Regions from separate parts of the Mus musculus genome. Here all the other regions are linked to region 1. Evidence: chromatin loops called from intact Hi-C (ENCODE). Cell type or tissue: heart. All regions are shown on one strand. Links, peaks and the distances in the headings refer to the core of each region. The heading gives the core; the rest is flanking DNA.

Region 1 (10,313 bases), core at 702-8,701:
CAACACTGCCACTAAGTAGGAAATGGACTGTCTGTAAGAAATGAAATGTCTATCAACAATGGCTCTGGGCAGGAAACCAAGAGCCCCAAGGCAGGGGGAGACAAAAAGCCCCAGAGAAAATAACAGGTGCTATTTTCATGAGTCTGGGTCCAGATCACTGCTTCTCCCTCAGTGGCTGCATTTTTCTTGGAAAATATTTATTATAACTTTATTTGGTCTGGTTGTTTAAATGAGAATGACTCCCATAGGTTCATGGATTTGAATACCTGGTCCACAGTTGATAGAATTGTCTGGGAAGGACTAGGTGGTATGGCTTTGTTGGAAAAGATGTGTCACTGAAGGTAGGATTTAAGGTTCCAAAAACCTTGTGTCATTTTGAGTAGGTTCTCTCTCTGCCTTATGGCTGTGTCTCAGAACACAAGCTCTCAGTTACTGTTCTTATTCCATGTCTGCTACCATGGTCATCAAGGATGGTCATGGATTCTAACCCTTTGAAAACGGAAGCCCCAAATTAAATGCTTTCTTTTACAAATTGTTTTGCTCATGGTGTCTTATCATACCAATAGAAGTAACTAAGACATTGGGTCATGTCTCTTCTCTTGTCAAATAGGAATAGTGGCATTAACTACTACTTAATGAGAAATGCACATAAAGTATTAACACAGAGGCTGATACCCGAACAGGGAAGGCAGCCTGAAGCCAGTTCCCAGGACACTGGACAAACTTACAGTGACCTCAGAGCAAGTCCCTGTCCCCCTATGCATGGAAAGAAAGGAAAAAAAAATAAACAAGAAGTCTCATGCATTACAGGGACTTTATATTACCAGAAACAAGGTCCCTAGAGAGGGCCTTCTCAGAGACACTTAGCCAGGAAGGAGGAGGGGCATGAGAGCAGACTTGCTTGTTGGACATTCCCTGGAGTGGTTTCTGAGGGTTCCTTTTTAAAGGCAAACACGGTAAACCATCCCCCTTAGGAGTGGCCCGATGTACCAAGGCTCTGAAAGCATGCAGATGGAATTTCTGGGACTGACGATGTAGCAATCAGTTGCTGTTCTTTTCTCAAGCAGTAGCCCCAAGGGCGTTCGCAGCAATCTTTCTCAACACCACGGAGAAGCAAAGAGCAGATGAGAGCAACTCTCCTGCCAGTCCCAGAGGTACAGATGACCAAGTAAGTGTTACAGCAGAATGCACAAAGGGACACAACTGGCATTTAAGCTAAGGACGCTTTCCAGCTCAGATCCTCTGCCCTTTGACCCTGCACTATATTCCAATAGGTCAGAGCAGACCTGGCTGACTTCCCTAATGCGAATTATCCTCCCTAGTCAATAAAATTTCCTTCTGCCTCTGCGCTGACAATAGATGCGGTTGTCTCATCCCCTCCAGCTACAGCGGTATCTCAGCTGTCAGTGGGAATTTAAATTAAAGATATAGGTAATCATTTCACTGCTTTTAGGCAAAAAAGGAAGGATTTTTTATTGCTTTGGCTGTAATCATCTTCTCCTAAGAAAAGTAAAAAGATCTCTAGTCCCCCTGGGGGACAGTATTTTAGTGCCCAAAGGGGACAAAAAACACATGGCAGCCTTAAGTGGTCGATTTCCTGAGAGAAATTCAAGCCACTGCATTTCTGGTTGAAAGCCACCTTCATCCAGGGCTTTCGCTGTCACACAGCATTGTATCCAGGGGACGGGAATCCGTAGTTGCAGTGAAAGGAATTTTGAGCAGAAGAAAAGGAAGGGAAGATGGCAGGGGAAATGGGAGGGAGGAGAAGCCACACTGAGGCCAGAGCACCTGGCCCAAGGGTGACTCTGCAGCTAGCCAGCACTGGGACTCTGCAGCTAGCCAGCACTGGGACTCTGGGTGGGTCCGTCAAACTCTGGGACTTGATGTTCCTATCAACAAAGTGATTTGAGATCAAAGTTCTTCAAGATCCTTGCTGCTTCCAGTATTCTCTGAGCTTCGTCATAACTTTGACTTCTAACTGTTTGGGGTGCACTGAGAGACCGTGCGGGAGGAGCAGAGAAGTGTGGTTCGTCCTCTGTATTCTCCGTCTCCTAAGGCTGAGCTGAATTGAAGCCCCACAGAATGTCTAGTTCAACCTGCTGATGATGGAGAAAGTCAAGTGAGTTTTCTACTTAACTTTTAAAACAAAGGAAAATTTCCTTCTGACTCCCTCCCTCTCTTTCTACCTCCTTTTCTCTTGATCTCTGTTATCAACAAGAGACCTTCAAATTCAGCACAAACATCAAGATGACAGAGAAAAGTATCGCTCAGGATCTATACTGTCCTGATGGCCTCCCAACATCCTCTGTTCTTGGAAACTGAGCAGGACTTGGCCTGGTTTGTTTTTGGACAGGAGAAATGGCTCTCTGAGCAGCTATCATGATTTTTTAAATGCAGCCAAAGCATTCACATTGTTTACTTTTTACAGGGAATTTCTAGGATAATTAAAGATTTAATTGCAAAATTCAAAACAAAGCAATGAATGCAAATACAGAGAAATGCGTGGCTAATCCTCACTGTGAGAATTTCAGAACATGGTGTGGAAAACAAAAATGTAAACAAATAAACCAATTAATTGTCATAACAGAAAAACCCAGCAGACACCACACCCAAATCACCTAAGGTTTATCGTAGAAGTCTAGCACTCTGGTGGGCGACCAGCATCATTATTTACTATTTCATCAAAATAGGAGCACACTTTACGAGAAATAAAATATTTGAATTGATAACTCACAGAAGAAATAAAAACATCCACCTCAATAATTACCAACTAAATCAATTTTAAAAGCTGTCAGATGTGCTTTGCTCATGAAATTGACAAGGCTTGTGACAATAGCTACACAGGTAAATGTGCTCAAATACTTCTGGAGCCTACATGACCAGGCAGAGCTAGCAGCATGGCATTACATTCAAGTTGAGTGGGTGCTTTGGCGTGAATGCCTACCCGAGAAAGTCCCTCACTGGTCATGCATTTCCAGGAAGTGTTTGGGATGGCTTACTAGAGCCCTTTTCGACACGTACTGCCTATCCACTGGTTCTAGCTGTTTGACATTCCAAGAGTGGTCGTGCTAGAGAGATGGAGAAAAGAAAGACCAGTCCTAGCTGGGGGCTACTGAAGAAGAGGGATGGACAGGTGGCGCAAGCCAGGGGTACTTTTAGGACAATGACATTTTTTTCTGAGTGATGGTAGAGTGTCAAACACTTGTCAGGGCACATGTCAAAATATACAACATTTGTCAAAACCAGTTGAATGTGCATCACAAAGAGTGAGAACTCCTGTAGACTAAGAATGCCAGTTAATGACCATCAGTCTGTCAGCTTCTAAGAGATACACCACACTCATACGAGGGGTAAAGAGGAGGATGGGAGCAGGGTGTGGAGGAGAAATGTGAGACAAACCTTTAGGAACTTCTCATTCTTCAGCAAACTTCAAACTACTCAAAAGTAATATTTACTGCCTTGTTTTAAAAATACGTATAGAATGGCAGAAGACACTATTTCCCTCACCCGTCCATCCCTCTTTGCCCCAGGCACTGAAAGGGCTTGAGAAGCTTAAGAGGTGGGTATCTTAACCGACCTTCACCCCCGGGCATCCCTGCAGGGACAACCCTCCTGTACGCAGGCCACGCACAGTCAATGCAGCTGAGGTTCAGCTCGCTCTAATACCGCCTCTTAAACATTGCCCTGCAGAGAACTGCAGCTACCTACCACATCTATCCCATCAGAGTTCAGCGCAGAAGTGAAGAAAAGATTAACCGTAGCCCCTCTATGGCAAGTCAGTATGGGATACACCTCAGAAAAAGGATGAGCCGCCTCTCTCTCTCTTTTTTTTTGACATTTTTTTTGTTTTTTTTAATTTATTTTATTGGGTATTTATTTCATTTACATTTCCAGTGCTATCCCAAAAGTCCTCCACACGCTCCCCCACCCACTCCCCCACCCACCCACTCCCACTTCTTGGCCCTGTCGTTCCCCTGTACTGAGGCATATAAAGTTTGCACGACCAATGGGGATCCATCCCATAATCAGTTTCCAAACGCTGACACCATTGCATACACTAGCAAGATTCTGCTGAAAGGACCCAGATATAGCTGTCTCTTGTGAGACTATGCCCGGGCCTAGTAAACACAGAAGTGGATGCTCACAGTCAGCTATTGGATGGATCGCAGGGCCCCCAATGGAGGAGCTAGAGAAAGTACCCAAGGAGCTAAAGGGAGCTGCAATCCTATAGGTGGAACAACATTATGAACTAACCAGTACCCCCCCTTGAGCTCGTCTCTCTAGCTGCATATGAATCAGAAGATGGCTTAGTCGGCTCTCTTATGCCACCTTTGTTCTCTAAATCTCTGATGCAGGCGAGTTGGTACTTACAGAGTGGTTTCACTCAGAGGCCAGTGGTAATGAGACAGAAAGGAAGCTGACAAGCAGCTCTTCGAGGCGTTCAAGCTGGTTGTTCACAGGGTTTTGTTTTGTTTTTTTTTTTTAACTATAATTCATTCATAGAGATCCCTTGTCTTTCAGAAGAGAGAGATCTGATTCTTTACTTTGATGCTTTATGAATGCTGCCAGGAATCTGTTACATAACATGAAGATCAAAATTTCAAAGCCCTTCCTGTTCGGGCTCTGCACCAGCCACACTTCCTGGTCATCAGACTGCCACATGGCAAGGCAAGGCGAGTTTCCTCATGTCCAGTTGGCAGCTTGGCTGACCCTGGCTGCTCATCCCGTCCTCCTGCCCTACAGCTGGCTCTCTGGCCAGTGTGCAGAAGCATTTCATCTGGCATGGAAGGGCATGGCACAACAGGGCCATCCTGCTTCCACTTTTCCTTTGGACTAACAGACACAGGCATTCATTGCCAGTGCCACTCTGTCCCTTAGGGGAAAAGTAATAAACCCACTTGGAAAAAGACCTCATGTTGTTTTCAGGCACGACAGCCAAACTGGTTTTGGGTTATTAGAAATTTACCGTAGATATTGGGTCTTCAAAAAAATCTACTTTTATGCCTTAGCTCTGTACAAAGCCCTGGTCCTGTTGTACAAATAGATTCATAGTTGGGGGATGGAAATGTCAGAGGTCAAGTAACATGGCTACTCTGTACCTTTTCACTAATAAAATTACTTCACCATAGCAATAATGAATGGAATCTTATTCTAAGTAGCCATAGTTAATTAACCTTCCAAACACCAAACTTCCTCCAAGTAGAAATACAGACATACATATGATTGTAAGATGCACATAGCCTATTATATACCCTGTCCAGGCTCCCAGCAGCCAATGGGAGCTGGACTTGTCGTCCTTTGATGACATCACACCAACTCATGTTCTCTTGAGTAGGTTCACATTTACAAACTCATAACTCGAATAGCAAGTGTAGTCTTTGAACTGGGACTTTCAAAGCTGGTGCCAACAGAACACATCACTCTGGATCAACTCAGTCTCTCTCAACAATCCAGAAGGATCTGCCTCAGGCAGCTCAGGAATCAGGGGTACGGTGCAATAGTATGAGGACTCACTGCTGCATTGCAAAGATGCAGGGCTGTGAATCGAGCCTTTCCTCCTGAATGTCTGGAAAACAGTATTCAAAGACTGATGTAGTCAAATGGCTAAAGTGTTTCCTTTCCATTCTAAGTTGTTTGTGAGAGGAAAGAATTATGTTAGGAAAGCCCAGGGAGCTGCTAAGTTAGTGTATACATGTCAAGGTTTGCATGGGGAGGGCGAGTGTTTCCTCTCCCAGACACAGATGCATTCAGCCCTACTGATTAAGTTGGCCCTAAGGAGCTCTGGCCCCAACTTTCATATTCATATTTCTGGCTCTATTAACCACTGTCTCTGTGTCCAGTTGTGTTAGCAGGTGACAGACAGAAAGGGCCATGCAATTCTGCTGCCAGTCAAAGTCTCACATCCTGCCAAATGTCCTGGTTTCATGGGTCTGGCTTTTTTTTTGTGCCAATTGGTTTTAGTGACATAATTATTCATCCCAGTTTCAGTATATAATTGGATGATTATTTTTTTTTTGGGTAATCTGCAACTGTGAGTCTGTTATTTCTCTGACGTTAGTTGTATGGAAAGGTTGAAAGTATAATTCTGTTTCTGCTCTGTCTTAAAGGAAGCAGGAATGAAAGTCACAAGGAGGAAAGGGAGAAGGATATGATTAGTCAAACTCAGTTTGGGAAGATAAATGAGTGCCATCAAATGCATGAGAGCCTGCATGATCCCAGGGCTCCGAAGCACAGTTAGCGCAGGCTGTGTTCAGTGTCTGACAGCAGATTGCACTGGTCTCAAGCAAACCACAAATGGTGGAGAGGGGGTCCCAATGGTCACCCTGCTTTAAGCAATGACTGTCTTCCTTTGTGTTCACTGAGGCCACTCCCAGTGTGGGGAACATCTAGATGCAAAATGATGAGGCTACTAAACATATGGCTTTGCATCCAGATGAGTCCGTGTCACTGAAAACTGGCATTTCAGAGGCCAAAGAGGAAATCCTGGAAAATATACTCCTCTAGTTGTATTTTTCCATCTGTTTGACATAAAAATATTCCAGAAGCCAGAGATCACAACCCCTTTTGACTGTTAAATATTTGCTCTGAATCTCTTGTTTTTCCAGTGGTGAATGTTTTGTTTTGTTTTGTTTTTCTTCCTTGAAGGCTGCCTGTTATTGTCTGAATAAGAATCCTGAAAAAAGTGCTTCTACCCATCCTGAACTTATAAAGTAGGAACTTCTCAATTAGCAAAGCACTCATTAGAAGTTGAAGAATGAGTCTTCGGAATTCTTCTTCAAATATCTAAACCCACGTCATAACAGGAAGTGGAACAGGAGTTTCTTAGTGCCTACGTGCTTTAGGGGGAGTAATAATTATATCATACAGAGACCCGGATGGCCACAGATAACCATGCACTCAGCAGAAGTCCTGTTTGAATTTTCATGTAATGATCCAATGCTCACCTAATTATCATATCTGGCCAATCCATGTTGGAGCATACCACAGTATATTGAGTACTTGATTGACAAATGATTTACACTGCGAAATTGTTTTTTAAAAAAAAAGATAGTAGCAATTTAGAAACTTATCAGTGCAGTTTGTTTGTTGTGCCAAATCACTCAAAATATTGTTCCCCGTTTTCTTGTAATGGTTTTACTAAAATGATTTGAATATTCTATCATCAGTTATCCATCCTTGACAATTTGTTTTCAGAAGCTACATTTTTTTTAATTTAAGGAGTAGAGATGATATCAAGCCGCATACACAGAAATCTGTTCTTATTTTCCATAAGGCATTTCTCTGTAGTTTTCTCTGTAGGCAGTTTATATGATGTGATAGTACTCAAACTGGGAAGAGACTTGGTGAAGTATAATAGTGTTTGGCTATGCTGAGCTTAGATGTCCCTGATAAACAGAATTACCAAATAAAAGTTTACCCTAAAATAAAATGTTATCCTCTGTATTACACAGGAACTAGGGAGGCATTTAAAGAAACTGATTTAAAAACAAAACAAAACAAAACAATCTGGGAGAGGTACACTAATCAGCTTGAAAACTGAATTTATAATTACTAATACAGCTGAAGCCATTAGAGGGATAATATACTACAGGTATTGTGCCGGTTAGTCTTATTAACTTGAATCATAAGTTTGAGTTACCTTGGAGAACAGAACCTCTGCTGAGGAGTCAGATCTATCAGGTTGGTCTGTTGGCATGTCTGTGGGGCATTCTCTTGATTACTGATTGACATGAGGCGGGCTAGGCCATTGTCAGTTGTCCAAAGCAGGCACCTTTGACCTGTATAAGAACTGTAGCCAAAGAAGCCAAAGAGAACACGTTAGTAAGCAACGTTCTACTTTTCCTCTGTAGTCACTATTTCAGTTCCAGTCTCCAGGCATCCACCTAGATTGAGCTCCTGCCTTGACTGGTCTCAACAAAGGACTATAAAGTGTAAAATAAAATAAACCCCTTCTGGCCAAGTTGCTCTTATTAGTGTTTTATCACAGCAACATAAAGCAAACTAAGTATCAGAAGAGTGGAGTATTGCTGTGAGGAATCTGACCGTGTTTCACGGGAGGGTCATGGAAACACTTGGAACTTGGGGCAGGAAATGCTTAATGAGCTGTTCTGTAGAAACGTGCAAGATAATTCCAAGAGCCATGCTGGCAATAGAAGCCTGGCCTATGGAGTTTCACAGAGAAGGTTAAAAATCCATCAAAAACTGGGGTTTCCACACCAGATTTATAAAAGGAGGACATGACCACTCCCAGGTATGGTTGAGGAGAAGGCTTTATTATGGATGTGAGGGAAAGAACACCCCTGGGCATCTGGAAAACTCTAGAGCAGGGAAAGAAAGGAGTGGACTAAATATGATCAGAACCTGGCCGTGAGAAGAGAGATGATGGACAGCCATAAGTGAGGGAAGAGATGAAGAGAATGCTGACAAGGAGACCAAGAAAGAGGAGGGAATGACAGCACGAGGTTGAACTGGCAGGGCTCTATGGGAGTAAGGAGCTGGGAAAGGAAGTCTATGAGCTGGAGAAGTAGGAGGTGGGGTGAGAAGAGCTAGGAAGGACCACAGGTACTGATTGAGCCACCACCAGCATGGGTTGTTGGGATGCTAAGAGTTACCAAAATTGACCATTTGTCCTGAGATTCCTTTGGACCTAACAATTCCTAGGAAATTTTGAATTCAGAATCTGTGGGTCTGGCCAACTAGGGTTGACAATTCAGCTGTGCGTCCAGCACCATTGAAGAAAACCGTTGCTTTATTGGGACAATTGATACTAGTTACCTGGGGCTGAGAAATCACCCAATTAAGAGACCAACATCGTTGAGATGAAATCTGGGAAGTGTTTTCTCAGGATCAGCACACATAAGCTATGGTCTGGTGGAGGGTGAGGGTGGGGTGTGAAGCTGTACTTTGTGCTAATGTTTGAGTCTCTCCACTGTGGTACTGGTTTTTGTAGGCATGACAGGGTCCTGGAGAGCAGCGGAAAGTTGGTACTGTTCAAGGTTAGGAGATGTTGCTGAAGGTGCAGCTTCAGTTGAAGTAAAGAATGAAGAATTGATAGGCTCCTGGGGAGAAGCTGAGGCTTTTGGCAGGGTGGGAGTCCCTGGATAGAGGCCAGGAGGCTATTGGTGAAGTTGTAGCCTCTGCCTCAGTAAAGACTCCAAAATACTGGATGCTAAGACTGTGAGGTGAAAACAAAGGACACAACTAACTGTTAAGTGGAACCAGCCAATCCCACAAGATGACCTATGCATTCTATTGATAGCAGAGTCATAGAAGTAGAACTGCCCAAACCCTTGGGAATCCAGAAGTTTATGAAAGAGTCCCAGACATTGGACACTGGGATATCTGCACTGTTAGATGATGGTTTCTTTTTGATTTGAGTATGACCATGCCCTCCCTGGTTTTTTCCTATTAGAATTAGAAAGTATTAAATTTATTTTTGGTTTAACTGGATCAGTTAAGAGACTTTGGATTTTAAAGAGATCATGGACTGATGTTAAAACCATTAAAGACTATAGAACCTCAAAAGTTGGACTGTTTTTTTACTGTGATAATAATAAGATGATGGAGATAAACAAGATTATGAGGATAAATAAGAAAGGAAAGACTATAGTTTATAAGTGATATGTGTGTTAAGTTGATAAGAAGTCAGTGTTGCTGGTTAGTTTTTTTCAACTATACACATACTAGATTTTCTTGACAAGAAGGAAACCTCAGTGGAGGAACTGCCTTTAAAGGTGGTCTGTGGGTACATCTACGTGGCATTTTCTTGATTAGTGATTGAGATAGGAGGGCATAGTCCACTGTAGGCAGTGCTATACATAGACATATGGGCCTGAGATGCATAAGAAAGGTAAATGAGCAAGCCATCCATGATCTCTGCTTTACCTCCTGCCTCCAAGATCCTGCCTAGAGTTCCTGCCTTGACTTCCTTCAGTAATGGACCTGTGAGCTGAAATAAATCCTTTCCTTCCCATGGTATTTTTCATCAGTGTCTTATCACAGCAACAAAGATGCTAACTAGAATAGAAGGAAAACAAGAGCTTTTGGGGAAAAAAAGATCAATTGAAAGAAAAATGAAGTAGCTAATTGAAGGGGTATGATTTAGAAATACACACACACACACACACACACACACACACACACACACATATATATATATATATATATATATATTCAGAAGAATATACAGCACAGCATTCAGAAATGCAGAGATGTCTAATGCAGTCAGTGCACAATGAAAAGTGGAATAGGATTGGAAAGTGGGTCTAAAAAGGGTGAAGGGCAAATCACACACCTTGTTTAAGCATTCTGCT
Region 2 (10,313 bases), core at 1,541-9,540, 67 kb after region 1:
TTCACAGGACTTTAATTTGCAAAAATTAAATCCTAAAATTATTATGAGACAAAGTTTTAGCCTCTATTTTATCGAGGAAAATTTCACACAAGACCATCTTAGCTTGGGTTACTATTGCTGTGATAAAACACCATGACCAAAAGCAACTTGAGGCAAAAATGATTTATTTTTCTTATACTTCCACATCACAGTCTATCATTACTGGAAGCCAGTTGTGATTTGAATATGCTTGGCCCATAAGAAGTGGTACTGGTAAGAGGTTTGGCCTTGTTGGGGGAAGTGTGTCACTATAGGGATGGGCTTTGAAGCTCTGTCCAGTAGGGAAGAATCAGTCTTCTTGCTGCCTTTAGATCAAGATGTAGAATTGTTGGCTCCTTCTCCAGCACCATATCTGCCTGGATGGTGCCATGATGATAATGGACTAAATCTCTGAACCTGTAAGATAGCTCCAATTGTCTCTTATAAAAGTTGCCTTGGTCATGGTGTCTCTTCTCAGCAATGGAAACCCTAATACAGAAGTTGGTACCAAGGACAGGAGTATTGCTGTGATAGGCCTGATCATGTTTTTGTTGGGAGGAATGTGAATTTGGAACTTTGGATTTGGAAAGCCGTGGGATGCTTTAAGTGGGATGTAATAGGCCATCCTAATAGGAATATAAAAGACATTGGTGCTGAGGGTGATTTAAACTGTGGAGGTTTGGCTCAAGAGATTTCAGGAGAGAAGAATGTCCGTATGTGTACTAGAGACTGTTTTGTGGTATTTTGGTGAAGAATGTAGTTGCTTTTTGCCGTTGTCTGAAGAGTCTACTCGAGGCTAAGTCTAAGGAAAAGAGAATCAGATGAATTTTGTTGACAAAGGAAGTCTCAGAAAAGAACAGCAGAGACTTTTTCTTTTGGTTACTCTCATAAAGTGTTTTGATTAGATATAACAAGCTTATAAAGGAAAAATACAAAATGTCTGATTCAAGTAATAAAGGGTCACCAGGAAGCAAATGGAGTGAAACCCCATGTTCAAGGATATTAAATGGAATGAAGGGAGTGGTGACCTTGGGACAAGATCCCACCCAGCTAAACTTATTGTTTATGAGTTTGTAGTTGAATAAGGAATAGCCATAACATGTTAGGCATTATTATCTAGTTACTGTTTTCATTTGGATGTATAATCTGGAATAAACTAAATCCAGAAATGGGGAGGGGGCACACCAGTGATCCATATCTTGTGGCTGGAAGACAGAGGCTTTTGATCTGGACTGGAGGCATAGCCTCAAGCCTTCATAGCTATGAAAAACCTAGGCCCAGGCATGGTACACATGTGTTTAATCCCAGGAGACAGAGGCAAATATATCGTAGTATAGAGCAAATTGCAAGAAAAGAAATGCTTACATCCAGGCCTGGTGGTACATGTGTTTAATCCCCAAACTCAGGAGATAGAGGAATGCAGACCTCTGAGTTCAAGGTCAATCTGGTCTACAGAGCAAGCTTCAGGTCAGCCAAGCTCATGAAGTGAAGGATATAATAGAACAAGGGGACCATGTTCCAGCCCCAGCAAACAGAAGAGCTTGGCAGGTTCAGACATGTTGCTCTGGCTTTAGAGTCAAGAATAGAAAGGGTTACTGGAACAATTAATGCTGGTCATCTGGAACTAAGTGATTCGTGGTGATTAAGAAGAGGTCAGCATCACTGAGGTGAAATTTTCTGGGAAGTGTTTTCTGAGAACACAAAGAAGCTATGTTCCAGAGATAGAAGCCAAACTTGGTAATGTGTAAGAGTCACCGAGGTGGTATTGGTTTTGAAGGTATGAAGCTGAGGTTTGGCACTTGTGAGAAACCAGGTAACGCCATTGGTGAAGGTGCAATTCATTTGCAGTTGATGGTCCAAGACTGAATGAATCATGCAAAGAAGTTGAGGCTTGGCATCATGAAAGGAGTCTATGAGAGGCTATTGGTGAAGCCTGTTGCAGTGGAAGACCCCAGTGTATTGTAGATGCCAGTACTGTGGGATGACCACCAAGAACAGCAGCAGCAGTGGGGTGGAGTCAACCAGAACCTAGAGTGCTACAGAGAACAGAGCTGGAGATGTGACCCAAGCACTTTGGAGGAGTCCAGAATATCATGTATGGATCCCAGACATTGCCTTAAATAACCCAAGATGTTAGAGATGACAGAGCTGTGGGATACCTACCTAGGAAAGTTGCTATCAGGGAGTGGAACTAGCCTGAGAGAGAGACTTGTGTTGCCATCAATAAAGCTGAATCGCATGGAGAGCCATTGTTTGCAGTTTGTCCAGCTTGTTCCAGTATTTCCTCACTATGACATTTTGGAATGGTAATGCATATCCTGTGATATCTGAGGTATGTGATCTGCTTTTTTATTTTGATTTTATAGGGGATTACAGTCAAGTGATTGCATGAGTCTCAGAAGAGACTTTGAACTGTGGACTTTTAACATTGTTAAGACTGTTATAGACGATGGGGACATTTGAAGTTGGACTAAATGTATTTTTGCATTATTCTAAGCCTATGTATGACTACCATAGACTCATATGTTTGAACAAGCCTGTGAGGGTCAAGGAGTGGAATGTGGTGGTTTGAATATGCTTGGCCCAGGGAATGGCACTGTTAGGAGGTGTGGCCTTGTTAGAGTAAGTGTGGCCCTGTTGGAGGAAGTATGTCACTGTGGGAGTAGGTTTTGAGACACTCCTCCTAGCTGCCTGGAAGTCAGTCTCCTGCAAGATGCAAAACTCCCAGCTCCTTTACCAGTGCCATGCCTGCCAGGATGTTGCCCTGCTTCCTGCTATGATGATAATGGACTAATCCTCTGAAACTGTAGACCAGCCCCAATTAAATGTTTGCTTTTATAAGTATTGCCTTGGTCATGGTGTCTCTTCATAGCAATGGAAACCCTAACTAAGACATCAATATAGGAACTCAAAGAGGCAGGGACCTGAAACCAGTAGCTAATGAAGATGTTCACAGAGGAGTGCTGCTTACTGACCTGCTCATCATGGCTTGCTCAGCCTGATTTCTTGTAGAACTGAGGACCACCAGCCAAGGGATGGTCCCACCCACAATCTGATGAGATTTCCCAAATCAATCACTAATTAGGAATGTGCTCTGCAGCTTGCATATAACCCAGTTTTTTGGAGGCATCTTCTCAATTGGGGTTCCCTCCTCTCAGTTTCCTGTGGCAAACTGATAAGAAAAAAATTGGCAGCACAAACATTTTAGGCAAACTCTACAAGCAAAGGCCCTGGTGATGGAGGTGGCATTCACTGTGCAGTATCCCAGACCTTTCTGCAGTGAGGAACTTCAACTCTAGCAGCAGTGTAGGAATGAGTTTAACTTATAATGCTGATGGGATGAACTCTCACTGATATCAGAAATGAAGCAAAGCATTATGTGTTTATGATATAGCATGCTTTATCATGCTATATTTTCACCCCAATATTCTTGCTCAAAGTTATACCAACATGAAAGTGTGGAGGTGGTGGTGGTAGTGGTGGTGGTGGTGGTGGTGGTGTGTGTGCATGTGTGTGTGTGTTTGTGTACATGCATGCACATGTGTGGCCAGGCATACATTGATGGGGTGTAACTATGAATTAACCAACTAGCATAATTTCAATGTTTAGAGTGTTATTTTATGTACTGGCTGGTTTTTGTGTGTCAACTTGACACAAGCTGAAGTTATGACAGAGAAAGTAGCCTTCCTTGAGGAAATGCCTCCACGAGATCCAGCTGTAAGGCATTTTTTCAATTAGTGACCAAGGGTGGGAGGGCCTAGCCCATTGTGGGTGATGCCATCTCTGAGCTAGTAATCTTGGGTTCTATAAGAATGCAAGCTGAGCAAGCCAGGGGAAGCAATCCAGTAAGCAGCATCCCTCCATGGCTTTTGCGTCAGCTCCTGCCTCCAGGTTCCTACCCTGTGTGAGTTTCAGTCCTGACTTCCTTTGGTGATGAAAAGCAATGTGGAAAGTGTAAGCTGAATAAACCCTTTTCTCCCCAACTTGCTTCTTGGTCATAATGTTTTGTGCAGGAATAGAAACCCTGACTAAGACATTTTATATAAACAGTTTTCTACTGGTCACTATATGAACCTGAAAGCATCCCCCAACTTCAGAGATGCAATGTGGGATGAAGGTGACAAAGGTGGTATCAGGGAGGCTTGGCTTGAATTTCAGCCATATTGCCTGCTAGCTGTGACCTAGAGAAATGCCATTGCTCTGTGACTTATTCACTGTCTTTCTAAATGGAGATCATGACTAAATTAACCACTGGAATATTGTGCAACCAAGAAGGTGTCTATATAAAGTATCACCTTATAGCAGTGTTCACTATTAATTGCTTACATAAAAATAAGAAAAACTTTCTTTTGTGTTGAGCATGAGAATCACAAACTTTACCACAAAGATACACCCTCTGCCCCAGACAGTCAGATATAACACCACAAGTAAGTGTTCACTAGCCTGGTCCATTGGTACAAAGTGTTTCTTGATATTTGACTAAATTGTATTTTAGTAAAATTCACAATCGTTCTCCAAGTAGCAAGACAATCACCTACTAGGACACAATTAATGGCAGAGATATGATGGGGTTATGGAAGCCTCTTCTTGAACCATAAAGATTGGGCAAAACTCCTGGGTATTTATTCCAAGAACTCTAATTGCCACATCACAGCAATATGTCACACCTTTGTTTATGGCAGTGAAGCTACTGTAACATACCTGATCTAGGATCCAGTGTCCAACAGCAGAGGGATAGATAAGGAAATGTGGTGTGTATACATACAGGATTCTTCAAACATAAAGAACAAAGCTGTTTTGTTTATATGTAAATGGATGCAACTGGAGAGAATGATGTTTAGTGAATAAGCCAGTCTCAAAGATACAAATGTCATGATTTCCCTCATTTATGGTTCTGAATTTTTCTGTAGATACAAGAAACCCTGTGTGTGTGTGTGTGTGAGAGAGAGAGAGAGAGAGAGAGAGAGAGAGAGAATAAGAGTAAAAAGAATAAATCTTTAGGAAATTGGTAAAGGACAATAATGAGTGCCTTTTTAAAATATCCAAAGAAGTATCATTCACAAAATGATAGCTTCTAAGCTAGGCCACCCCAAAGCAGCAGAGCCTTGTACAAACACAGTTAGACAACAAGGCTCTCTGTGCAAAGTGAGAGCCCCGCAGCTGACTCAGTCAGGAGCACAAGTGTCATCCCAGGGAAGAGGAAAAACAGCCATGGGTAAGGAATAGGCCCTTACCTATTCTAAGTGTCCCTGTGCCCAGAGACCTGGCAGTAGCAGGATTCTACTACTGTACAGGAGACCAATTGTACCTCAGAAAAATCCAATCTATACATCGCTCCAGGTGCAGGCTATACGACCTGATGAGGAGATTATGGGCAGTGATTTTTTTTGTGTGTTTCTGGTGTATAATAGGAACTCCAAAAATCCTTGTTAATGAGTAGATGGATAACAGAAGTCTTGTCAATATTCTGAATCTGTCCAGGGCTGTCTGATGTCTCAAGGCTCTGTTGAACAAGAGAACAATCAGTGTATCCAGGTAATAATTTGCATAATGCAGTCTGGAAAAAAAATGCCTTTGAGGATTCTTTGAGCATCTTGAGCAGAACTCCTCTTTCTTGAGTACTGTGTCATCATCTGCAAGCCGCAACACTAGGCGTAAGTGGGGAGGGGGCGGGCAGAGCCCTGCGTGAGAGCATCTGAGGCACAAGGTAAATGTTTTTAGTTTAATTCCCCAAATTGCTAACAGAGTTTGCCTACACGTAGCATGATGGGCTTGTGTAAAGATGGCACCCCCTCCACCAAAGAAAGAGAATGCTGAGCATAGCCGCCAACTTCACGTTGACAAAGATGAAAATTGACAGCGCCCTCCAGAGAGCTTCGAGAACTGACACTTCATAACGCTCCTGCTGGCAGCAACCGGGGTGGTAAAGAACCAATCGTGAGGGCTTTTGCAGCCCCCATTTTAGCAGACTGCTTCTCAGAAAGTGGGATGTGCTTAAAGACTGCTTGTGCCTGAGTCTTGCCTCAAAGAGCTGGACCTAGGGTCATGAACAATAACTTTCGGAAAAGTTAGATAGATTCTGCATTATCATCAGTTTATCCTCCACCCTCAGAACCAGCAGCAAACACTTGGGGTTCAAAAAAATGATAGTATGAAGAAACATGCACACACACACACTCACACACACATTTTAATGACTCATTATCAGCCTAGGTGGACAGCCATCAGTCAATAAGGTCAGAAACACAATACTAGGTTTTGCTTGCTAAGTAAAAGATTTGAGGTTTTTTTTTATTTGGTTGGTTGGTTTGGTTTGGTTGTTGCTTACTTGCTTGTTATTTTGTTTGTATGTTTGTTTGTTTTTCTTTGTCAGATGTCTAATGAATTCACATGGGGACAAACCCAAGCTATAAATTGAAATCTGTTATTTAAATCCAGCTAGATTGTCATTTGCTGAGGTCCACAATTATGCTGCTAATGGTTTCTGTTTTCATTTCCCCACTTAAAAATAAAGATTTACAGACATGATCCATTACTGCAAGAAGGAAGAGCTTTGAATTATCCATGACACCCTCTTCACCCATGCTAAGATTTTAGGAGAGGCATGAAAACGTAGCCTGTGATTCATGAGTCCTCCACACTACCATTATGTATGTGCTTTAATTTCTCTTGGTTCTGGGATAGTAGCTTAGAATTATTGTAATATTCCAGAAGAGTAATGAGGCATCCTACTGGAGGACTCTAGCATCTCTCAAGAGGTGACTAAGTCATTCACAATGGAAAGATCTGTGGCTAAGAATTTATGCATGTATTAGTTAATATGGTTAATAAGCATCTAATCATTAGGAAGGCAAAATGAAATCTCTGTTTTAAATCTCCAAGCACAATCCGTGCAAACCCAGACTATCAGAGCATCATCTCTAATGCTCATTCAAATGCCAAACATCCACGGGAGGAAAGTAATCAGAGTTCTGCTAGAAAACAAATGACAAAAACAAAATCTACAGAACTAACTTAAAAGTAGGTAGAGTGGCGACAAATGCCCAGTTTCTATGGCCAAAATGAAGGTGGGCACAGTTATCTCAGCTTTCCCTGAGAAAAGTACCATCAATCACAGAACTCATGTTCCTCATCTTTGCTGCAACAATTTGTAGTGCTTGGTCATCAGTGATACCCAACCTGCCCTGACCTGGTGGCAGGGCTATTCCTTTCCTACTTGGTCTACAGACAACTTGCACAACAAGCTTTGTAACATACTTTAAGATGACAGTCAGTGATATAGCTGTCTCCTATGGGGCTCTGCCAGTGCCTGGCAAATACAGAAGTGGATGCTCACAGTCATCCATTGAAAGGAGCACAGGGTCCCCAATGAAGGAGCTAGAGAAAGTACCCAAGGAGCTGAAAGGGCTTGCAGCCCCATAGGAGGAACAACAATATGAACTAATCCGTACCCCCAGAGCTCCCTGGGACTAAACTACCAATCAAAGAAAACACATGGAGGGACTCATGGCTCTAGCTGCATATGCAACAGAGGATGGCCTAGTCGCCCATCGATGGGAGGAGAGGCTCTTGGTCTTGCAAAGATTCTATTGCCCCAGTATAGGGGAATGCCAGGGCCAGGAAGTGGGAGTGGGTGACTGGGTGGGTTAGGGAGCAGGGGGAAGGGAGAGGGGATAGAGGATTTTTGGAGAGGAAACTAGGAAAAGGGATAGCATTTGAAATGTAAATAAAGAAATTATCTTTAAAAAAAAAAAAAAGATGACAGTTAGCCTGCCCTCTCTTCTTACCTGACACTTTATGGCTGCTTTTTGTAAGAACATCACAACCTTGCAGCAATGTTTAGATTAATAATAATAATAATAATAACATGAATTAATTTCCAAGCAATCAGTATTGGGAGGCAGTATCTGTCTGGATTACTTGTAGCAGAAGTTGAATAACCAGTTTGGGCTAAAAGGGGATTAGGAATTTGCTCCAGTTTGTTTTCTTAAGCATGGTGCATTAATGTCATCTAAGATCTTGGCTAGAGAACCTTTTGCTGTACAGAACAGAGATATGTTCAAATATGTTGGTGCAGGAAGGCAATTCCATTGACGAGACCCTCGGCTACAGGCATTCTGACTAACTTGCAAGGCATGAGGCCATTCTGTCTCTTAACAGACTCTATTGGCTTATTTTTCCTTCTGCCCTCAGTTTTGGAGGGTAGAAGTCTTTGATGCTTCCCAGAATCTTCAGCTGGCTTTTCTTGGCTCTCAGTCTACATCTCTTCTGACCCTTTATATTTTTTTGCTACTGTATAGCCAAAGATGAAAACATTCATAGCAATTGACTTGCCCTACAATGCAACTGTGAGCGTTTGTCTCTGTCCTGCCTGTTTCAGCAGGACAGAGACGAACGTGGAGGTTTTTAAACTCAGTTGGTGAGCGGCATGTGATGAACATTCTTTGTCACAGCAGTGTGTTATGACAGGTGACAGCTTAAGGTTAATTTGTTACTGTAACCTTCAATCATATAAAAACCAGGATTCATTCCGACCACCAACAGAAAGCTTAAATTTAATTATAACTTTGGGGTCATGTTTCTGAAACTGGCAGCCGAATCATCTGAAGACAAGTTTTGAAAATACATTATCTCTTTACTTTGGATAAAAGTTAATATTCTAAAGCTCAGGGGCATTGCTCCAATAGAGCTTCCTATTTCCATCCAGCTCTGTCTATAAGGTTGTTTTCTCCAGTAACTGTGTTTGGAGACAGAACACAGAAGCACATACCAATGTCATGAATGTTCATTCTGTTCTCATTGAGCCTACCTAGCTTTGATCAATCAATTAACAAGACAGACACTCATTCATTACACTGCAATTAAAATACCAATAAGCATAGTGCTCAATCAAAATGGCTGTAGACTGTGGGGAGTTTCTTAAAGCTGACTTTTGCTTCAACTTTGACTATGAACCAAATGATCTCAGTGTCAATGTTGAGCCTCTATATTTACCTGCTTTCAATGCATGCCAACCATACTTTTATTAATTTTTTCTCCTTTTTCCTTAAATTACATTTGTTCAACTTACTTTTTTAAGTGATGGAATATCCACCGGAGTAATTAACATGAATTCAGTTATTGTCATTAGTACAGACTTTTTCTGTTTGTATTTGTGGTTTGCTTTGATTATGTCTTGAAAACGGGATCTTTGAAGGTTGGAAAAGAATGATGTGGCCAGCCCTCTAAGAGCCATGCAAAGTAGTGCCCTACCTAGTTTCTCAGAGACCTAACTCAAGATCTCCAGGCACAGGCTTGTTTAACTCATTTAGAATTGGAGTCTAATTATGAAGTGAGGGAGGCACAGGGCTGTTCTTGAGAAGGTCAAGGCCCTTGGCCATCTTCATCATCTGCATTAGAAAGTTCACCCAATCACCCTTTGTAATTCAATATGATGAAACTAAGTTATCAACTTGGCCTATCTATCCACCAATGCCAAACCACAGATCCTGTAGACAGGCTTGAGTAATGGAAATCACCAACAGATCTCTGCCAGGGTGTGAAGACTAATGGAGGACAAAGAAGAAGGAACTGAAGATGATGGGGACAGTAGAGATATCTAGGGCAGCACTTGCACAGTCCTCACTCCGTCATCAGACTGAAGGAGGGATGGTACCTTTCACAGTGAGAGTGGACAGACAGGCTGAGGAAACAAGCTGTGTTCAGGCACACTAAATTGAGTGCCTCTCATACTGTGACTTATGCAATAGTTTACACCTAATTTTTGAGAATATATTTTCTCCCTTTGAGTTCAAAGTTCATAATTGCTTTGGACTGAAAAAAACAGTGAAGTGTGATAGGTACATGAGAATCAGGGAAAGGTTTGTCTAGAATTAGGACAGGATCTCAACTTTATGCTGCCAGGCCCTCTGTGGCTGTGGAAATCTCCCTCAACAGGGAGGGTCACACCCAGCCTTGGGGTACTGCACCTGAGAAGTCAAAAAAAGCTAGACAGTCCTAGCCATTTTGTCCCAGCTATCTAGTGACTAGAACTCTCTCTAGAACTCCCTGCTGTATTGACATAAGTCAGCATGAATTTGAACTTAGGTGTCTCCCAAAGCTCCAATTTTGAAGGCTTGGTCCCAGATGCTGGTGTTGTGGGAAGGTGATGGGACTGTGATGAGTTGACATCTAAGGGAAGAAACTTAACTTACTGAGGACAGAGATCTCAAGGTTCCCTCATGATCCCTTCTCTCTCTCTCTCTCTCTCTCTCTCTCTCTCTCTCTCTCTCTCTCTCTCTCTCTCTCTCTCTCGC
Region 3 (10,313 bases), core at 257-8,256, 78 kb after region 1:
CCATGATACATTCTATAAAAGAGATAGAACTCAGAAGTGACGGAGCATACAAGGCAGTTCCTGATACTCAAATATCAAGGACCCTTTGAATACCCTGGAATATCATTAAAATGTCCATCCTGACTCCTGTTGCTGGCCCATAGAGACATCAAGTGTGGGGAGCATGGGAACCCCTGAATGAGTGAAATCCTGAGTTTGGGTTGTGAACAATTCAAGGCTTCATAGCTATGGGAAATTGGCAGAGTGGCCATTACCCATCCAGGCCAGGATCAGAGAAATGATGAAGCTTTTGAGTGGGTGGGTGTTGAGTCTAAGAATTTATGGATGATTGATCAGTGTGTACAAAAACTAGCAACTGCAACTTCTTCCTCCTCTTTTATATTTACAGCCTAAGGCTGATCTACAAACACCTCCTACTGAGACTCTTGCTGTGCCAAACACACACACACACACACACACACACACACACACACACACACACACACAGGTTCTGGGATGCTGGCAGTAGTAGGTGCCATTTCATCAGAGTGAGCATACCCTAACCTGACCCCAGATATTCAGTACATGATGTGTCTGTAGGTCTCCCTTGCCATCCCTAATCAGGGTTCCAGGAAGCAAGCATCATCAGTCCTGGCAATCAATAACCAAGAATCAAGCCCTTAACTACCAGGGTCTGATGTCATAGGAGGAGGAAAAGAAATACTCAAACATCTCTAAAACATAGTGGTATTCCCTGAGAGTAAAGGCACTGGAGAGGTAGTCGAAGTATACTGGGGTGCAGTGCACAGCTGGTTGGAGGCATACCAGGCAAAGAGATGGTTCTCTCACCTCCAATGACTATAAACTTCTCCAAGGATGAGGCACAGGTATATAGTGTGTTTAACTATGGTTTTTCATACCCTGCTCTTGAGCCAGAATCCCTTAACTGTAAATGGACTGAGTCAGCTTTTGACCTCTGAGAGCTCAAGAGTCATCAGTTTCAGCTATTGTTATTTCATCCAAGATGTGATTTTTTTTTTACAAGAAATAAAAACCCACAGAACCCCAAATCTTCTTAGTCACTATCATGCAACATCATTGTTAAAGTCAATTAATGCAGTTCAGCTTGCAATTTCAGATGGTGTGTCTGAGCCTTCAAGCAGCTCACTGAAGTCAGCTCTGAAACCCCTTTTCACTATGGGCTTCACGGCATGGCCTATTTTTAGACTAGATGGTTAACTGACTTTCTGGATCCTTTCCTCCAGTCCTTCTCCTCCCTCTGACCCTGAATTCCTTTGATGCTTGTTATTCAATACAATTTGGAATTCCCATTGCCTTACAATGAACCTCAAGGATTCCAAAATTGAACTCGTGTGGCGTGTGTGTCTGCCTGTCTTTAAACCAGGTTAACTGACCAACCTATGAAACTTTCCAAACTTTAATAACATTTTCCTTATACAGATCTATGTATTGTCTGCCATGTTGATCATCTATAAAAAAAGCAAGATACTCTAAAAACTCATCCATCAAAAAAGGAATCTCTTCCTGGCATAGATGGGAACACAGACCCACAACTGAACACTGCAGCGAATGAGAGACTTTGGAGCACTGGGTCCTAAGTGGGATGCCTTCTCAAACCCCTCCCCTCAGGAATCAGGGCTCTATGCAGATGAGAAGCCAGAAAGACTGTAAGAGCTGGGGGGGGGGGGGAATGGGTGACTCCAAGAAATCAGTGTCTTCCACACACACCATTACCGGTGCTCATATAAACTCACAGAGACTGTGGCAGCACGCCTAAGGCCTGTGCAGGTTCAAGCCAAGAGGAATCCAGAGAGGGAAAATTATATGCAGGAATATATGAACACACACCTATGCCCCTAACCAAAAAGCTATCTGCAATTCATACATACTTACAAAGGAAACAATACTTCTCTTCAGTAGAGTTTAATTGGGTATATTAACCACATTTAAGGGTAGCCCCCATTCCCAGGAGTAATTGGTCGACATAAAACCAACTCAATGTTATTTTTGTAGACTTTATTTTCATCTTCCTTTGTTTTGGCTTTTTTGTTTTGTTTTATTGGTCTTTGGGTCATTTGCTTCTATATTTTGGATTCTAGTTTCATGGGGTTTGTAGGGATTCTGTGAGAAAGAGAGAAAGAATGAGGGAGAGACTGTTTTTGGTTGCTTTAGAAAGAAAGAAAGAAAGAAAGAAAGAGAGAGAGAGAGAGAGAGAGAGAGGAAGGAAGGAAGGAAGGAAGGAAGAAAGAAAGAAAGAAAGAAAGAAAGAAAGAAAGAAAGAAAGAAAGAAAGAAAGAAAGAAAGAAAAAAGAAAGAAAGAGGGAGGCATGGAGTTGGGTGGGGAAGGACTAGGAGGAGTTAGGGGAGGGGAAAAGTGAGATTAAAATGTATTGCATGAAAAAAAATTTTTTTAATGATAAGGGCAATATATATAGTATATGTATATATATGTGTGTGTGTGTGTGTTTGTATCCTATAAAAATCCCTTATCCATCTTTATTCATTTATGCATAGGTATGTGCTCATATACTCATTTATTACTAATAGGAATTGTTTTAACATATGTATACTAATATTATTTTAGTTTGAAAATAATATTGCCCTACTTGGTACTGAACCTAAGGCCTTACCCTTGCCTGGCAGATGCTCTAATCAATGAGTTGTGCATACTCTACCTCAAAATCAGACTTTTTTTTAACCTAAGATTTTTTTTTTTAGGATCGAGCTATTTAGCTGAAGTTCTGTGCTATCATTTAGATGGTGTTTTTCAGTCATCTTGCTTCCAGGCTTTAGGTCATCAGCAGTGGCGTTCAATCTGTAAAGAATAAATCCTGCAAATGCAGCGAGTGCCACTGGGCCTGACGACTTCACACAGAGAGGAAGAACGGGAAATATTAATTATAAGGTTGTGATTCAAGCTGGAGGCCTCTAAGGGCACAGTCTAAATTTAGAACGAATTTGCCAATGAGTGTTAGTAATCGGCCCCTCACCGCTAGTCATTTCCGCTTGTATCCTGAACTTGGTTTAATTAAGATTGAACATTGTGAACTGAGAAGCAGATAAGGTTATTTTGGTGTTTGTATAAAAGAGAAAAGAAGCAAACTGCAAAGGGATCACATGGGTTTGAGGGCGAAAAGTGAAAATTCTCTACTGAGCTGACAGCTGTTTCTGAGGCAAAAGCAATAAATTGTTGGTGTCGATGAACACACGTGAAGGTGCACTGCGAAATTCAGTGTCCCAGATGCAACACACTATCACCACCATTATCTCAAAGATGGTCGCAAGAGGGACAGAAGTCAGTGAAATCATACAGACTGAGAAAATAAGTAAACACATCCCTCTGGCAGAGGAAATAACAGCCGACAAGTAGAGCTCCATAGCTAGAGTGTCTTCATGCACACCGTGTGAAGGTAGCAGGCAATGGGAGCTCAGCCATACTGTGGTTGCCACCGGGGAATTTCTCAGTCCCACAATATTTCCGGAAAGGCTGGGAACAATGGTACATAGAGCTCTGGCAGCATTATTGCAGTGTCCCCCAGGATGGAGCATCCTGCGACTAATACTGGCTGTATCGTGCCTTAATGATACTGAAACATCCTGAGTTTTGGTGGCATGGACTCTAAATAATACTAACAGCATAGATCTAGTGTTCTAGATGCTAAAAAGAGAGCAGGTTGCACTAAGGAACCATTCCCGTGTAAACATTTCTGGTAAACTGCCTCAAGACGGTGAAGAACAAAGGCTCTGAAGCACTGAGCGTTTGATGCAATTTCTTTCTTCACTTTAAATAAACATGTACACCCTCATCTATTTTGGGGGTTGAAGCAAACCTGAGACATCTGACTTAATTTGCTTTCCTACGCTCTTACATTTTGTGTGACATTTAGTCAGGACTGATCTGGTTCTGTTTTTTAGAAGAAACTCTTTAAGGTGACAACAAGTCTAATTTGTGTATCAGTTACTAAACTGTAATTGAGCAGATACAATAGGTAATGAGCCATCTAGAATGCTGTGACCTATGCTGGCACATAGTCATCAAAGCTTCCTCATTCTCCCTGGACCTCGTGCACGCTAGTCGAGAACTGTGCCACTGGGCTTCATCCCTCTCTTTAATTATTAAACATTTATGTATGACAGACCCTCCTAGCAGTGTTTTATAGATAATATTGTACAGCCCTAGAGAGCCCAAGGGAAACTATGGAGTTGGTAAGTGGATGGATCATTCAAACAGCAGTCTTTCTCCAAAGGCTGAGACCGGGCCTGAAGCTGCACTGCCTGCCAGACTCTAATGACAGCACTCATGTTGTCCAGTGTTATGCACTTGCTTTCAGTCACGTCATTAGACCAAAGTACAGATGCCACTGAAGTCCAACTTGGTGAACCAATGAGTTTTATTGGGGTTACTTACTGGAGTTACTTACAAGAGCAGAAATTGCTCAAAGACAGCGTTACTAAAGCCCACTGCAGCATGGGTGACAACTCACAAAGTGGAGATATGGAGCACACTGCACAGCCTGCAGGCAGCAACATTTGAGAAGGTGTCCTTTCTACATGCCTCAGTTGGTCTAAACCTCTTCCAGTAGCTTGGTTGGTTTCTGCTTTTTCCAGGCATCTAGTCTGGTCTGAGAATCTTCTTTGCAGCTCAGCTTCCTCTCTGAGAGGAGACTCTTGGCTTTTGTTGCTTATTCTGCCAGGGAGGGACCTAGTGATTCTGATCAGTTTCAGGAACTTTCTGAAGCTACTTTGAGATGTTGACTTTCCTGCTTAAGGAGTTTATCTACAGGGTGGAATATTCCAGTCTTCAAGGAAACTGTTTCACAATTGGAGGCATTTGGTAGTTTTTGAGGTTCAGTACCTGCAGTAGCTAGAAGCCAGCAAAGCTGGTGGACACATTCAATGCATGGGGCAGCCTCCATCGTGAAAATGATTTGACTCAACTCAGAGCTGCTGAGAAAAACTGATTTCAGTCCATGTCCAAACAATGTACTTAAAATACATTTCCCGTCTTTCGTAACTGGATTTTTTTTGTTTGTTTTGTTTTGTTTTGTTTTGTTTTTGTTTTTTCTGTTCCAAATAAAATGGGGCACTTGGGGCTCCAATTCCTTGTCTTATGTCTTCCTAAATCTTCCACTTTTTCTTTTCTGTTCTGCCACTACCGTCTCCATGCTTACACTGTCTGGAGTGGGCACACCGCAGGACAAAGTGAGCTTGGGCTTCATCTTTAAGCTGCCTCTGTCATCACTAGCCTATAGCACAGCCTTTGCAGTCCTCTGGCCCATCTCCTCACTTGGGAATGATGGCACTGGGCTGTATAATTCCATAGATCACCATTAATGGGCTGCTTTCTCCTGTCCCTCAGAAGGAAGATGCAATTCCAGTCAGAAAGACAACCCCTGAAAGGCCAGTCTTTGCTCAGTGCTGGGTAATCAGAGTTGTGACTACAGTACACTAGGGTAGATGCAAGAGCCAAGTCCTGTGGGGAGAAAGCAGGCTTGGTACCCACTAGCAGGTAAGACAAATTAAAGACAGGAAAGCGGCTCCTCTCCAGATGAAATGGAGTTTCTTGGCAAGTTTCCAGAGTTCTCAGGTTGAAAGATTCTCCTTGTTGGGCAGAGCAGACTCTAAAGGGTTTATTTAGGCTTAGGATGTTTCTGACAGGAATCCTTTCTCCTTCTCTCTCTTTCTATTGGTCTAAAGAAGTCTATTGAAGGGACTCTGGTCAGTCAAGTGTGGCCAGCATGACTCTGGCAACCTTGCCCTTCCCTCCCATAACCTCTGCCTTACTAAAAATCATTAGATTACATGCCTGAAGCTAGCCCCAAGGTCCTTTCCCTTTTGGCTACTTCCTTCTCTTGAGGCTGACTACCAATGTCCAGCTATCAAAGTATGGAAGTCAAGAAATCAAAAGCCTCCTTTGGCCCATCTAGTTAACACGCCCAGTTAAAATTAAATACCTCATCCTAACATGGGGTTTCCCTTTTTACCTTTATAAGTAGCCATTTGACTATGTACCACATCTGTCACCTGTCTATCCAGAAGCAAACCTTTGTACTCTGGGACAAATACCCCTCTTCCCTCTCCCTTACGCCCTGCCCCTTTTCTCTCTTCCTCTATTTCCTATCTTTGTCCCTTAACCCTGCTCTCTGTCCCTCTGGGGCAGATAAAATCCCCTTTGTGTTAAGAACTTGGTATTGGGGTACCTGAGTCTATACTTTCCCTTTTGTCTATGTATCCTTTCTATAGCAGCATGAGTCTCGGTCTCAGTCTATTTGCATGGAAATAACTCAGTTGTTGTAGTCTAAGGTAACAGAGGCCACCTAAGCAGTCTCTGCTCTTTGTAATGTAGTAAGAGTGAGAGAGACTCTACATATAAAGGGAGGGAGCCTATATCACAGGGGTGAAATGAAAACTTACTGCATGGAAGGTATCCATAAAGAAATGGAAACTTACTGCAGTCTAGCACTCAAACTGGGTTTACTATATTCCCCCTTCTCTCATCCTAGAGACCCACAACCGTGAGTTGAGAAAAACAGGGTGAGGCAAAACCTAGAACAGGGTGAACACTCCATAGCATCCATAGTTCACAAGCAGAGAAAGGATGAGCCAAGTGAGAGTGGTCTACGCCATCCTTGTCAAATGGAAAGCACCAGGATTATATGACATCTAGCAAGACTCTAGGATCACCCTGCATGCTCCTAGAGCAGCCCAGGGTGTCAGGGTGGAGGTGCTCTCAGTTTTATCTGATAACATTACGAATAGTGAACACACACACAGTCAGAATCCTGTCTGACTCAACACCTCTCACAAGCTAAGCCCTGCCCCCATTTCCCATTCCTATGTTCCACGCCCATTCCTAGTGCCCACTCATGATCCCCACAGAACAGGAGGCCTACTGACTTCTAACCATGTCTCTGCTACTACCCAGAGGATGAAGAAACTCCTCATGGCTTCTCTACCCCATGCTTGTCTCAGCACCTTTGTTTCAGGAGCTTAGCTTAGAGCACAACACACAGCTGGGATTTGTTTAGAGTGTGAACCTGACACGAACGCTGACAAAACAGCAAAAAATACAAATAGGGCATTTTTCTGAACCACTGAAGAGTGAGGACAAAACTACATTCATTCCTCTGGGTGCCAGAGCCTTCCCCCCATGCAGCCCAGCATAGCATCCAGAAGGAAAAACAACACTGGCATGTGACTACCATCTCCTTCTCACTGACGACTCACATTGTGTCACAGCAATGTTGTGTAGCAAAATAACACAGTCTAAACAAACAAATCCCACCTAGCAGCAGGCTGTTGCCCTGCTCATAACTTGGCCATGTTAAGAAGTGAGTCCTCTCTCTGTTGTCATCTTGTAATTTGCCACAATTGTATTCTGACTGTGTTTTTTGGGCAGGAAGACCACACAAGCACACTGTGGTGCCCCGGTATTCCGCAAGGCAGTTCATGATTTTGTTCTATTGTGAAGATGCTCACATCCACCAGCTGGTTAGCCTGGTGACTACCACCTTCTCTGCCATAGTTGTCTTTATTTGCTTTACATAAGTATTTTTAGGGAGATATTTTGAAATTTGATAAATTTTCCATTAACTTATTCATTTGTGTATTGATCTCAGCGTGGTCATCTGTTTTAGTCTGTGGCTCCTAGTTTGTTATTATAACTGTTTTGATATATTGTCCAAGAATCAGTCAGTGGGAGCCCCTCAGATTAATTTGTGTCTTTTTGGCTTGTTCCCAATCATATACCTTGTTTATTGGATATATCTTTACTTTCTAATACAAGTGATTGCTTCAGAATTATCTGTGTTTTATTTTGCCTCATCTCTGGGATTTCTCACTGGTTTATTTTGAATAATAGCAACATATAGTTATCAAGGGATGAATATCCTTCTTGCTATTGGGCTATTATTGCTCCCAGACTGTCTATGTATAGGATATATTATATCAATAGATAAATGATAGATAGATGATAGATAGGTAGATAGATAGATAGATAGATAGATAGATAGTAGATAGATAGATGATAGGTAGATAGGTAGGTAGATAGATAGATAGATAGATAGATAGATAGATAGATAGTAGATAGATAGATGATAGATAGGTAGATAGGTAGGTAGGTAGGTAGGTAGATAGATAGATAGATAGATAGTAGATAGATAGATAGTAGATAGATAGATAGATAGATAGATAGTAGATAGATAGATAGATAGATAGTAGATAGATAGATAGATAGATAGATAGATAGTAGATAGATAGATAGATAGATAGATAGATAGATAGATAGATAGATACAGACAGACAGACAGACAGACAGACAGACAGATAGACAGATAGACAGATAGACAGATAGACAGATAGACAGATAGATAGATAGTAGATAGATAGATAGATAGACAGACAGACAGACAGACAGATAGACAGATAGACAGATAGACAGATAGACAGACAGACAGACAGACAGACAGACAGACAGACAGATAGATAGTAGATAGATAGACAGACAGACAGATAGATAGATAGATAAACAGACGGATAGATAGATAGATAGATAGATAGTAGATAGATAGATAGAAAGAAGACAGACAGACAGACAGATAGATAGACAGACAGACAGACAGATAGTAGATAGATAGATAGATAGACAGACAGACAGACAGACAGACAGATAGTAGATAGATAGACAGACAGACAGACAGACAGACAGACAGTAGATAGATAGATAGATAGATAGATAGATAGATAGATAGATAGATAGATAGACAGACAGATAGATAGACAGATAGATAGACAGATAGATAACTGGAATGTATAGAAACACTGAGGTCAGAGAGGCAGATCCCCCATGTGGCCTGTGGTAGGGACAACTCTTGGAGCTGAAGTGCCCCATCCTTGGTGACTTTGGGGTGCAGTCTGTTCTTTGTCTTGAGGCTGTATGACCTATAGCTCAGTCCTTGTCACAAAGAAAGAAATCAAACCCTAGAGTGGGGAGCCTGTGTGAGCCACGGTCTACATGGGGCAGAGGTTGATTGAAGGCACAGGGAAGCAGAAATAGACGCAAGGTCATATCTCTGTTAGTCCTGCCTCCAAGTGTCGGAGTCTTTCCAAAATCTCAAGTCCCAAAGGCATGTGCCCACCTGTGTCTCTTCCAAGAGATCTGATTGTTGGGACCAGAATGCATGACTAACACCAGTCACCCTGGGGGATCTGTCTAATGAGATCTATCCTCTATCTACCCAGCTATGTATCTACCTACCTAATTTTCTCTCTTTTCACATTTGTACTTCCCTTCCCTGACAATGAGAAGCCTGACTCCCATTATCTTAAAATGTTTCCTTGTCTGCTCAACATCCCAGGAGGCACCCCACATCCTGTGGCTGACTCACACATCCCTCACCTCCCGCCTCCTCTGGCAGGCTGCCCTCTCCCAAGGTTTTCTGAATTGTTCAGAAAAGGAAGGGATAGGGATATCCCAGGAAGGAAGGACAGGAAAGGGAAGGGTGGGGCATAAAAGGAGAAGGAAGTACCTCTGCCCTTTTGATTATGTAAAATAAGAATGTTTCAGTGCGCATTCCCAGCTTAGTCAGTGCTGTAAGCATGTTAGTCAGAGACACATGGACCTATGCCAAGGGGAAACTGATATAACCATTGGAGGGCACCCTCGTTTCAAGCCTTGGGGCATTGCAAAGAAGCCACTGCTTTGGTCAAGCTTTCTGGCATAACTGTAGCCTCCTCCATAGCAATCTCTGGATACTTGTAACCAGGAAAATAGAGCCTAAGATGTGACTTATACCTTAGGGCGTCTAAGAAAGAGACTGAGCTGCTGTGTTTAGTACCCACAGATGTGAAGGGTGATCACAGAATTCCTGGGGAAAGACGGATGCTCCACCTGATGCCCAGGATGCCTGCTATTTATCTGCACAAGTGCTCTCAAGGGTGTGTGTGCACTCATAGGAGACGCCACCTGCTTTGACAAAGGGCTACCCGTGGGTAGGTTGTTTGTGTCTGTGGCAGTGGGTAGAGGCTGGATACCCAGCTTCACAGTGTGCCCTGCAGCAGCTAGAGCACTTCTCAGAGACCTCCACTCAAGTGAAGCTGGAATTCTTGAATTCTCCACAGAAAAAGAAACTTGGGGTAAGCTTGGAAGAAGCAGAGTAGGAGGGGTGATGATCTTTATGCAAATCTAAGCACAGAGTTAAGAGAGAGGCTCTGGGGAAGGGCAGTATGCTCCGAAGGTGTGGGTTTGCACTTCTCAGATGCATCCACAGTAGCTTCACATAGGATTTCTGTTTATATTCTTCACACGGTTTCTT

Evidence for each region. Hi-C counts contacts between places; a loop is a spot of excess contacts. Peaks named below come from ENCODE experiments on the same cell type or tissue, not always from the same donor. Only the 100,000 strongest peaks of a DNase experiment are listed, where the experiment ranks them.
Region 2: it touches region 1 in a loop (2.2-fold over the local background); 3 of 42 quality-filtered maps call a loop at or near these places.
Region 3: it touches region 1 in a loop (2.4-fold over the local background); 2 of 42 quality-filtered maps call a loop at or near these places.

What each region holds. Positions count from the first base shown.
Region 1 is chr2:124,771,252-124,781,564 of GRCm38, forward strand. Gm39920 (a long non-coding RNA gene) reads right to left here. Exons shown (of 3, transcript XR_003953898.1): 2 at 7,640-7,789. Among named protein-coding and RNA genes, the nearest start is that of Gm39920, 18 kb to the right of the region's middle. In heart, for the core only: no CTCF peak of the experiment used is centred there; DNase peaks (open chromatin) are centred at 1,040 and 4,700; H3K27ac peaks cover 401 bases.
Region 2 is chr2:124,837,843-124,848,155 of GRCm38, forward strand. No RefSeq gene overlaps it. Among named protein-coding and RNA genes, the nearest start is that of Gm39920, 49 kb to the left of the region's middle. In heart, for the core only: no CTCF peak of the experiment used is centred there; no DNase peak of the experiment used is centred there.
Region 3 is chr2:124,849,199-124,859,511 of GRCm38, forward strand. No RefSeq gene overlaps it. Among named protein-coding and RNA genes, the nearest start is that of Gm39920, 60 kb to the left of the region's middle. In heart, for the core only: no CTCF peak of the experiment used is centred there; no DNase peak of the experiment used is centred there; H3K27ac peaks cover 496 bases.